2 separate regions of the Homo sapiens genome follow, and region 1 is linked to region 2. A link is a loop called in an ENCODE intact Hi-C map of the cell type or tissue named here. Cell type or tissue: GM12878. All regions are shown on one strand. Each heading gives the region's core, and the rest is flanking DNA. Links, peaks and the distances in the headings are about the cores only.

Evidence for each region. Peaks named below come from ENCODE experiments on the same cell type or tissue, not always from the same donor. Only the 100,000 strongest peaks of a DNase experiment are listed, where the experiment ranks them.
Region 1: a loop joins it to region 2, with 2.1 times the contacts of the local background. A loop is called at or near these places in 7 of 110 quality-filtered maps.

The regions. Positions count from the first base shown.
Region 1 is chr4:184,307,666-184,313,042 of GRCh38, forward strand. The region is part of intron 2 of MYL12BP2 (MYL12B pseudogene 2); the gene reads right to left. Among named protein-coding and RNA genes, the nearest start is that of MYL12BP2, 4.0 kb to the right of the region's middle. RefSeq lists enhancers at 4,079-4,138, 4,169-4,238. In GM12878, for the core only: CTCF peaks have their summits at 2,807 (motif pointing right) and 5,085 (motif pointing left); no DNase peak of the experiment used is centred there; H3K4me3 peaks cover 2,569 bases; H3K27ac peaks cover 3,112 bases.
Region 2 is chr4:184,394,141-184,399,517 of GRCh38, forward strand. It overlaps IRF2 (interferon regulatory factor 2), which reads right to left. Exons shown (of 9, transcript NM_002199.4): 7 at 4,775-4,939. Among named protein-coding and RNA genes, the nearest start is that of LINC02362, 15 kb to the left of the region's middle. RefSeq lists an enhancer at 1,298-1,507. In GM12878, for the core only: no CTCF peak of the experiment used is centred there; a DNase peak (open chromatin) is centred at 2,021; H3K4me3 peaks cover 1,458 bases; H3K27ac peaks cover 2,854 bases.

The DNA of each region.
Region 1 (5,377 bases), core at 330-5,329, 86 kb before region 2:
GGAGAATCACTTGAACCCTGTAGGCAGAGGTTGCGATGAGCCGAGATTACACCATTGCACTAAAGCCTGGGCAACAAGAGTGTAACTCCGTCTCAAAAAAAAAAAAAAATACCTCAGACACAACACAGGGTCAGGGTCAGGATCATCAACATGACTGTCTTCCATCTCCATATTTTGTCCAACTGGAAGGTCTTCAGGGCAGTAATACCCTTGGAGTTGTCATCTCCTATGATAGCATCCTTCTTCTAGATACCTCCTGATGGGCCTGCCTGAGGCTGGTTTACAGCAAACTTTTAAAAATATAAGTACAAGGAGTACACTCTAAAATAATATTATGTACATAAACCGGTACATCATTGTCCACTGTCATTATCAAGTATCATATACTGTACACAATTGTATGTGCTATACTTTTAGATGACTGGCAGCTCAGAGGCTTTGTTTACACCAACATCACCGCAAACACGTGAATAACGTGTTGCACTATGACATTACAAAAGCTCCAACATCACTAGGCTATAAGAATTTTTAAGCTCCATTAAAATCTTATGGGGCCGGGCACGGTGCCTCACGCCTGTAATCCCAGCACTTTGGGAGGCCGAGGCAGTTGGATCACTTGAAGTCAGGAATTTGAGACCAGCCTGGGCAACATGGTGAAACTCCGTCTCTACTAAAAATACAAAAATTAAGGAGGCTGAGGCAGGCGGATCACAAGGTCAGGAGATCGAGACCATCCTGGCTAACACGGTGAAACCCCGTCTCTACTAAAAATACAAAAAATTAGCCGGGCGTGGTGGCGGGCGCCTGTAGTCCCAGCTACTCGGGAGGCTGAGGCAGGAGGATGGTGTGAACCCGGGAGGCGGAGCTTGCAGTGAGCCGAGATCATGCCACTGCACTCCAGTCTGGGCGACAGAGTGAGACTCCGTCTCAAAAAAAAAAAAAAAAAAAAACAAAATTAGCCAGGCATGGTGTCATATGCCTATAATCCCAGCTACTCAGGAGGCTGAGGTGGGAGAATCACTTGAACCCAGGAGGCAGAGGTTGCAGTGAGCCGAGATCGTGTTACTGCACTCCAGCCTGGGTGACAGAGCAAGACTCTGTCTCAAAAAAAAAAAAAAAATCATATGGGACCACTGTCGTATGTGTGGTGTGTCACTCACTGAAATGTCCTTATGCAGTGTGTGACTATTATATGCCGTATCCTCCTAATAAAGTAAGCTAGAGAGAAGAAAACAGTATTAAGAAAAGCATAAGGAAGAGAAAATGTATTTATATTCATTAAGTAGAAATGGATCATCGTAAAGGTCTTCATCTTCGTGGTCTTCATGTTGAGGAGGCTGAAGAGGAGGAAGAGGGGGTTGGTCTCGCTGTCTCAGGGGTGCAGAGGCAGAGAAAATCCTCGTGTAAGTGGACCCATGCAGCTCAAACCCGTGTTGATCTTAGGTCAGCTGTACTATTTCTCTCTTACTCCTCCCTCATTGTGACTAAAAGAAATAGATCAAAGTGGCATTTTTAGCGCTATTTTTGCAAGCTGTATGTATAGGCAAGCTCTAAAATCCAACTGTACAAAGTCCCTAATGCCTCACCCTTACGTGGATTAAAAACTTCTCTAGAAAGGAGATGATGTCTTTATCTCTTCCTCCCTTCCAGCACTAAGGGGAGTGTCTTACATTTAGGAACACTTGATATGTGTTTTTGTTAGATGGATGGATGGATGGATGGATGGATGGATGGATGGATGGATGCATAGATGGATGGATGGATGGATGGATGGATGGATGGATGGATGGATAGATGGATGGATGGATGGATGGATGGATGGATGGATGGATGGATGTTATAAATCTTCATTAAGGCAGCATCAGGAGCTTCACTCTGTGAAGTGAACAAACAAAAGTAAAGCATCAGGGGTGCCTGCTTTGCCTTGCCACTTACTGTCAACAATGCCTAAGGCACACGATCCACATGATCTGCTGCTGTGTTTTCAGGGTGTTGTCTTGGTTTTTGTCTGTTCATTTGTTTGGAGTTTTGGTACCTCTGGCCGCAGAGGTGGAGGACGGACGTGTAGCCCTCTCTCGATGGCACACAGTCACTATAGGGCTGGGCAAGGCCCTTCCCATGGTTTGTTTTTTATGGACTTTTACTCTCCTCACCTCCTCATGGGTAACCATTGGAATGTGTTTATGTATTTTTATTTGTGCCAATTCTTTAAAAATACAGTGACTTTATGTGTGTATTTTTAATTTTCCTAAGGAGTGTTCTGCCACGCGTCTCTTGCTGTTTCTTACCCTTTTCACTCAGCACTGAAATGTTCAGATCCACCCACGCTGCTGTGTGCACAGGAGGCCCGTGGTTTCTAAGCATTCCTTTGGTGCAGCCACACCTGCGCCTATCTATTCTCCCCATTTTGGTTTTTTAAGGTACAACTGACAGTAACTTGCCAGGTTAACCAATCCTGTTTCCAGGGATTGGAAAAAGAGGAGGCACTGCATCTTCTTAGCCCTGAGCCCTGGGAAGAGAGGTAGAGGTCAAGGAGAGGTCAGCCCAGTCAGGCCAGCTCTGTCACCACTGGTCCCCTTGGGCAGCGGCAGCACCCGGCTCTGTTTTCTCACCTGCAGCAGAGTCAACAATCCCTGCCCCACCGACCTCAGGGCGGATATGATGCTTCCAGGAAACAATAGGAGAGGAAATGGCTGTGAATGGTGGCCACGGCCGCACGTGGGCCCGCAGCCTGCCCCAGTCCCTTCCTCAGCTGCCCTGCAGCCACCCTGGGTGCTGGAAAGGAAGTGTGTCGTCCCTAGCCACAAGGAGGCACTCACTCTCAGGGTCATGCAGTGAATTGTTACGTCCTGGGCACACCTCTGCCTCCCTGGTTACACTGTCCTGCTCCTCATTCAGGGGCTGTGACCTTCCTAGGGGCCGTAGGGATGTGCATAGGCCCCTCAGGCATGAAACCCACCCCAGCTTCCTGTCGATCTTTGCCAGTGTCACCCTTTCCCTTCCTTATAACCCCCTGCCACCATTTCTATTCATGTGATAACTTTCTAACCTGGTGTTGGGGAGCAAATGCCCTTCCCCGAGTCCCACACTAGGGATATTAGGGATGTTCCAGAGAGACTGGTGGCAGGCTTTTAGGGTCATTCCAGCATGTGGCGTTGCTCAGTCCAGCCCCATATTCCCTCAACAATAACAACAGCAGCAACAGCGGCAACAAGCAGTGAGAACATGAACTCCATGTTTAAGCTAAAAGACATCAAAAATGCACGCAGCCCAGGTGTGCACTGGCCTCCCAGCTTCCTCCAGCAAAGACCCCCAGGAGCAGCGTGCTGGGCCTCTCTGCTGTAGGCAGAAGGGCCTGAACCAAACTTCCCAGCGTTGGCCGAGCCCTCCCAGGGACAGGCATTGCCCTGGCGTCTGTGCTCACTGGGCCCAGGGAATGTTTCTAGTCGGCCTCACTGCCCAGCATTACTGATTTCTTCCCAGGCCTGTTTTTCCCAGGAGCCCATGAGCTTCTGGAAGGCTGCCACGAATCATGTTCTTCCACTGCTTAAAACCCTTCAGTAGTTCTCCCCTGCCCGCGGGACAAAGTCCAGTTTTCCTCATTATGACACAAAGGTGCTCCCTTTGAAACCAGGGCCTTCCTTTCCTTGCAGCTTCAGCCCTGCCAGTCCCCATTCTTGCTCTGTGCTGTGTCCATAGTTATGTTCTTGAGGTTTCTGAAAGGAACCACACTCTCTCTTGCCTCAGGACTTTCCCCCATGCCTTTTCTTCAGCTCCAAACATCCTTCCCCACCCCTTCCTTCCCACCACTTGGGTAATTCTGACTTGTCCCTCTGGTGTCAGAAGTCCCTCACGGTTCACAGGAAGCCTTGCCTGCTTACCAGGCACAGGCAAGTTGCGCTGCCCAGGTGAGCACATGCAGTGTGCACCTGTGCGTCCTGGTGCACCACGGCCCCCATCCGGCTACACCACAAGCCTCAGGACAATGTGTCCCCTAAAAACTCATATCTTAAAGTCTTGTCCCCCAGGGTGTGAACTTCTTTGGACATAGAGTCATTACAGAGCAAATCAAGCTACAATTAGGTCATTAGAGTGGCCTCTAATCCAAAAACCTGGTGTCCTTCTAAAAGGGGTAAATGTGAAGAAAGACACTCAGGGAGAAGGCCATGTGAGGATGAAGACAGAGACTAAGGTGAGGCTTCTACAAGCCAAGAACCCTAGAGATCACCAGCAAACCACCAGCTGGGAGGAAGGCGCAGCTGTCAGAAGGAACCAACCCTGCCAATCCCTCCATCTGGGACCTCCAGCCTTCAGAACTGTGAAACTATCAATTACTGTGATTTCAGCTGCCCTATCTGTGGTGCTTTGGTACCCTAGAAAACTAACACAGGCAGCAATGATGTCTTTACTTCTTTATTTTTTTCGACTTCATCTACAGAGCTTAGCACAGCCATTGGAACAAAATTGGAGCTCAGTGCACAGTTATTGAAAGAAAAATTTGTACTCTGGAGAACAAGGAGGAGACGTAGTTCCTGCACCCAAGGATCTCATGCAATGAGAACACAGAGCAGGAATAAGATAACTCAAAGTGTGTGCATAATGCCAGGTTAGACAGACAGACAGACAGCCAGGCCACTGTGAGTGCAAGTCCCTGTAAACCAAAAAGAAAATTCTAAGGCCCCCAACCATCTGAATGCATGGCCCCTCAGCCAAGGCATTCCAAAGTTAACCTATAAAACTAGTTCAGGTCATGAGGGGAAGGGGGAGCCAGACGTGCGTCTTGATACCCTCCTTCCTTTAGGAATTACTGATAGAACAGCCTCTTGATACCCTCCTTCCTTTAGGAATGACTGATAGAACAGCCTCTTTAAGTCTGAGTAGAAACATTTATGACCTATTCTCTCTGAAGCCTGTTACCTGGAGGCTTCATCGGCATGACAAAACCTTAATCTCTACAACCCCTTACCATCACCCAGACATTCCTTTCTCTTGATTCCAGGTCTTTAGATAATAACTCAATCAACTGCCAGTCAGGAAGTCTTTGAATCTGACTGTGACCTGGAAGCTCCCCCTTCCGGTTGTCCCAACTTTCCAGACCAAAACAATGTACATGTTACATGTATTGATTGATGGCTTATGTCTCCCTAAAATGTATAAAACCAAGTTGTAGGCCCACTACCTTGGGCACATGTGGTCAGGACCTCCCAAGGCTGTGTCCTGGGCATGTTCTTAACCTTGGCAATATACAATCCTAGATTAACTGACACTTGTCTCAGATACTCTTGGGGTTTACACCCCTTACTCAGATGGGGGCAGGCAGTGCCTGGCAGCAATCCCGGGAATCTCCCAAAACCTAGATCTTCAAGTACAAGCTGGT
Region 2 (5,377 bases), core at 80-5,079:
CGTACAGTACCAACAGGCACATGAGTAATTCACTTAACCTTTCTGGTCTCAGTTTTCCTGAAAGCATCTAGGGTGGGAGGGAAGGGGAGGATTTGGATTAGATGATCTCAAAAGCTCTTCCAGTTCTAGGGTGACACTGGTTGTAGGTTCACTCTCTATCCAGTCCAGTTTTTAACGCCTCGCTGAGGATATACATATTGTCTAAGCAGGAACACTGCGGGAAGGGAGAGGATGCATTTTCACCTGAAAGGCTTTTTGCACTCTGACATTCTGCTACACTTTCTGGAAGGCTCTTGTTCAGCAAGTTTGATTTGAATTTCTTTCTATTGATCATATTCTCAATTACTTTCACCAGGAGTAAATTATTTTCAAATCGGAATCCTCTTAATCTCAAAGCGATTGTGTCTTTGCTCTGCCCAACAAAATGCAAGCCTGGTGTGGTTTCCCGAAGGATTCAAAGCCTTTACTGATGGCTGCTGGTCAGCAGGCGATCTCCACTCTCTCATTATAGCCAGTGAGTCCTTCAGATGATGTTTTCTTCTCGAGTCTACTCTCCAGCCCCTCTTACCCATCCTCCCCCACCCCATTATTCTACTGTGGTTTTCTTCTACTAAACCATCAACCACCTAATAAAATTCTGATGCCACAGATCAGGCAAGGGGTCACTTTGTAATGCACCTTTAAACATGACATGTCTCTCCGCCAGAGCTTCCCAAAGTGGCACTTTGAAATGTCCCTCCCTAGTATGAAAGTTTCACAAATCACACTAGAATTTTATGTTGTCTTAAAACATCCAACGCAAGTACTATCTCTTCTCTTTCTCATCATAATATTTAGACCACAGAGGAGAAGACAGACTTGCAAAACTGAATGTGGTTTTGTAATATACTACTGGGATTATGATTCAACGATCAGTAGGGGGAAAAACTAGCAAACAGCAGCCTCCAAATACCAGTTTCCCAAACAGATGAATAAAGGTGGTCAGAGCATGCCGGGCGCGGTGGCTCACGCCTGGAATCCCAGCACTTTGGGAGGCCGAAGCGGGTGGATCACGAGGTCAGGAGATCGAGACCATCCTGGCTAACACGGTGAAACCCCGTCTCTACTAAAAATACAAAAAAAATTAGCCGGGCTTGGTTGTGGGTGCCTGTAGTCCCAGCTACTCGGGAGGCTGAGGCAGGAGAATGGCGTGAACCCGGGAGGTGGAGCTTGCAGTGAGCCGAGATCGCACCACTGCACTCCAGCCTGGGCGACAGAGCGAGACTCCGTCTCAAAAAAAAAAAAAAAAAAAAAAAGGTGGTCAGAGGAGATTGAAATTCAGATGAACAGCCCAAACAAAGGAACTCCATCATGAAAAACAGGCAAATGGCCGACTCTACTGGAGAACATAAAGCAAGAAAGGTGAATACACGCAGAAAGCTGCCTTTCCTGACAGCATGTTATACAATTTCTGACGGAGGAACTAAAATTAGCTACAGTCAGTAGCAGGGAAATGTTTTACACCACTGTGAGCTCTAGAACATCAGCAGCGATGGAACATTTTGCCTCCAACCAGTAAGCCTCCCTCCACGAGGTTCTGGAGAATCCAGACAATGAAAACAACGGAAAGAACCAAAGGCCAGGCTGAAAAGCCAGGCTCCAGCAAAACCTCCTGTTGACTGCCATCCTGGCACTGAAATCCTTCCTTTCAAACCTATGCAAATGTCCTGAAGAGAGTAATGAAATGTTCATTTCTCTCTGCATGGATCTGCTGTTCTCCGGAATCTTTTGCTTGAGCAAATGCCACTGCTGGCAGAACAGCAAGAAGAGGTCTTTCCAGAATCCCCAAGAAGACCTCAGAAAAGTCTTACTCAACAGATAAACATAGAAGTCTATTCTAAAGCTCCAACCCCCTAAAAAAAGAAGAGAGAAAGAAAACCACATGGAGTGTAACGATGCCTGCAGCAGCAGGCTATAGAAGAAAGTCATGGGTTTTTAGCCATAACTATGTAAATATAAGCAAAGTGGCTGAGTGTTTCACGCTTCGGTTAGCTCTACTGTAAAATTTAGGCATAAACATTCTGCTCTGCCTCCTTTGGTGGGTCCTTGTGAAAATCAAATGAGATCACGGGATGTGGCTGTGTTCTGAACGGCAGAGCCCGTGCGCTGTCCAGGGCAGCGACACAGGGCGGGCGTTAAGGACCGGCCTTTGGCATCAACGGCTCATGGGTTCTAGCTGTGCTCCCAATCGTTCCTCCCTCAGACACGCTGCTCTACCCACGCCAGCCGCAGATCCATATATATATATTTTTTTTTCTTTTTTTTTTTTTTTAAGACAGGATCTCGCTCTGTCACCCAGGCTGGAGTGCAATGGTGCAACCAGGGCTCAATGAAGCCTTGAACTCCTGGGCTCAAGGGGATGCTCCTGCCTCAGCCTTCCAAGTGGCTGGGACTACGGGCACATGCCACCACACCCGGTTAACTTTTTTTATTTTTTGTAGAAGTGTGGTCTCACTATGTTGCCCAGGCTGGTCTCCAATTTCCGGGCTCAAGTGATCCTCCCACTTCAGCCTTCCAGTGCAGGGATTACAGACGTGAGCCACCACACCCAGCCAGATTCCTCACTTTTAAAAACGGGATGATGACGATACCCAGGCTGACAGGGTTACTCTAATTATAATTAAACAAGTCAACTGTATCATACCAGGCATGGCAGCTCATGCCCGTAATCCCAGCACTTTGGGAGGCTGAGGCGAGCAGATCACTTGAGCCCAGGAGTTCTAGACCAACCTGGGCAGCAAGGCAGAACCCTATTTCTATTAACAACAACAACAAACAACAACAACAACAGTCAACTGTACCCAAGCACTGAGCATGGTTCCCAGGGCACAATAAATTTGCAAAACATAGTAGTTCTTGTGACTGCACTCTGGCAAGGACCAAACAGGGACTGGCACGTGTAAGAGTCCAAAACGCATTTGCTGAATAAAGCACCGAAGACAAGCTTATCCTGTTTGACAGATTATAATCTTCCTGTGGCCAAGGTCTATTCTCACATTCCACTTACGCTCCTAGCATAAATGCACACTAGGACCTATGCTAAGTGAAATAAGCCAGTCACAAAACAACAAGCACTATGATTCCACTCATAGGAGGTACCTAGAATAGCCAAATTCACTGAGATAGAAAATAGGCAGGAGGTTGCCAGGGGCTGGGGTGGAGGAGGGAAAAGAGGACTTAGTGTTTAATGCAGACAGAGTTTCAGTTTCGCAAGATGAAAAACGTTCTGGAGGTGGATGCTGGTGATGGCTGCGACAACATTAATGCACTGAATGCTACTAAACTGTGTACCTAAAAATGGCTAAAATGGTAAATTTTATGTTAATGTATTTTACCACAATTTTTAAAAGTGAAAAAAAAAAGAAAGTTGGCATTCAGGGAAAATGAGATTAGACTTAGTGGCTGATAATTCACAAACAACAGTCCTTTGAGTCAACTCTAATTCCAACGCTGGTCGGAGCCAGTGTTGGGGGTGGCACCTACTGGAGGACATCCCATTTGGCAGCGTGTAAAGAGCACAGGGAAGAATCCCTGAACTATTTGCTAGAGCTGAACTGCAGTTTCCCAGGATGGGGACTCTGCTTTTTATTTTTAATATCTGCAAGCAGTAACACTGACTCAGAATTTATATTTCCTAATTACAATTGATTTCCACAAAATTCAATGGAGATCATCAGGAAGAGAGGAGAAGATGAAGTAATGTTGGCGAACGAGAGGAGCCATCCTTTTACTCTGGAAGAATGGAAGAACCAACTGGATCTGTTCCTCCCCCTGTGACTCTGCCTGGGCCAACTCCTGTCATTATGTAGCCAAGTCCCTGGAGAATTGGAAATGGCTCAGTCATCTGGCCTAATTAGAACCTGTACTAGATATAAAAAGAAAGAGAAAATATGTGGAAAGGACAAGTACGCTTGGTGGATGGAATGGATCTAGCAATGAGCTTGGGGTCTGAAGGCTGAGGTCAAGTCCTGGCCCAAACACTTGCTGACTGTACGACCCTGCGCAAGCCCCTTCCCTTTCAGAAATGAAGGAACAGGAAGAGATCATCTCTAAGGTCCTATCCAGCCTGCTCAAACTGAGAATCCATTAAAACACTCTGCCAAATTTCTAATAACTTGGGCTAATAAATTAGACTCTGATGAACTACTGCCCTAAAGAAATCTTATCTGTAACCATATATAAAAATGTTATGGGAGGCCAGGCACTGTGGGTCACACCTGTAATTCCAGCACTTTGGGAGGCCAAGGTGGGCGGATCACCTGACGTCAGGAGCTCGAGACCAGCCTGGCCAACATGGTGAATCCCCGTCTCTACTAAAAATACAAAAATTAGCTGGCATGGTGGTGTGCGCCTGTAATCCCAGCTACTCAGGAGGCTGAGGCAGAAGAATCTCTTGAACCTGGGAGGCGGAGGTTACAGTGAGCCGAGATCATCCCACTGCACTCCAGCCTGGGAGACAGAGCGAGACTCTGTCTCAAAAAAAAAAAAAATAAATAAATAAATAAAAAATGTCATGGCCAACTGAGTAAAGAAATGCTGTGATCCTGTCCTCTACCTGAGAACAAAAGTGTCCAAGAAGATGTTGATCAAGATAATTAAAGTATGAAAAACTCCAGGGAGAATAACTCCTAGGACAGAGGAGGGATGCTCCGTGGGGTGGTGAGATGGGTGACCCTAGACCAAAGGACTGCGCGGCCGGTTCCCACGCCTCCCGGAGCCTCCCGCTGACGCTTACCTGCATAGGAAGACACGGGGGAGATCTGCAGAGGGTAGAGCTCGCTCATGCTGACCGGCTGCTCGTCGCTCTCAGTGGTCACCTCTACAACTTGGCAAATGTCTGGCGGATTGGTGACAATCTCTTGATTCTCAATGTTGCTGTCCAGATGGGACTGTCCTACAACTTCAAAGAAAAGACAGCCATCATGCAAAGTCTGCTGACCTCACAATTCTAGCACACTTTCTCAAGAAAGAGTCTTCCCCAAAAGAGCCAGGTCGCCAGGCTCCCATCACCATCTGTCCCCTGCCATGGGGCTGAAGAACACGCCTGAGCTCTGTAGCTCTGGTGTGATGTCTCCCAGGGAGCAGCCGGCCAGCACTTGGCTCCCCAGGTCTATCTCCAGCATGCCTGCCAATGGCACGCACGGTGGCCATGTCCTTTCCAGCTCAGCAGAATTCCACAGTCAACCCCGTCACAGCCGAGGCCACAGGACCAGAGGCGGCATCCAGCCCCAGCCCCAGGGCCAGACATGACAGTACTTTGAACCTGACCGATTTCTGCTCCCTGCTCTTGCTCCAAAAGAAGGCGCTGTGCTTATTTTCTGGGTTCTACAATCCAGGG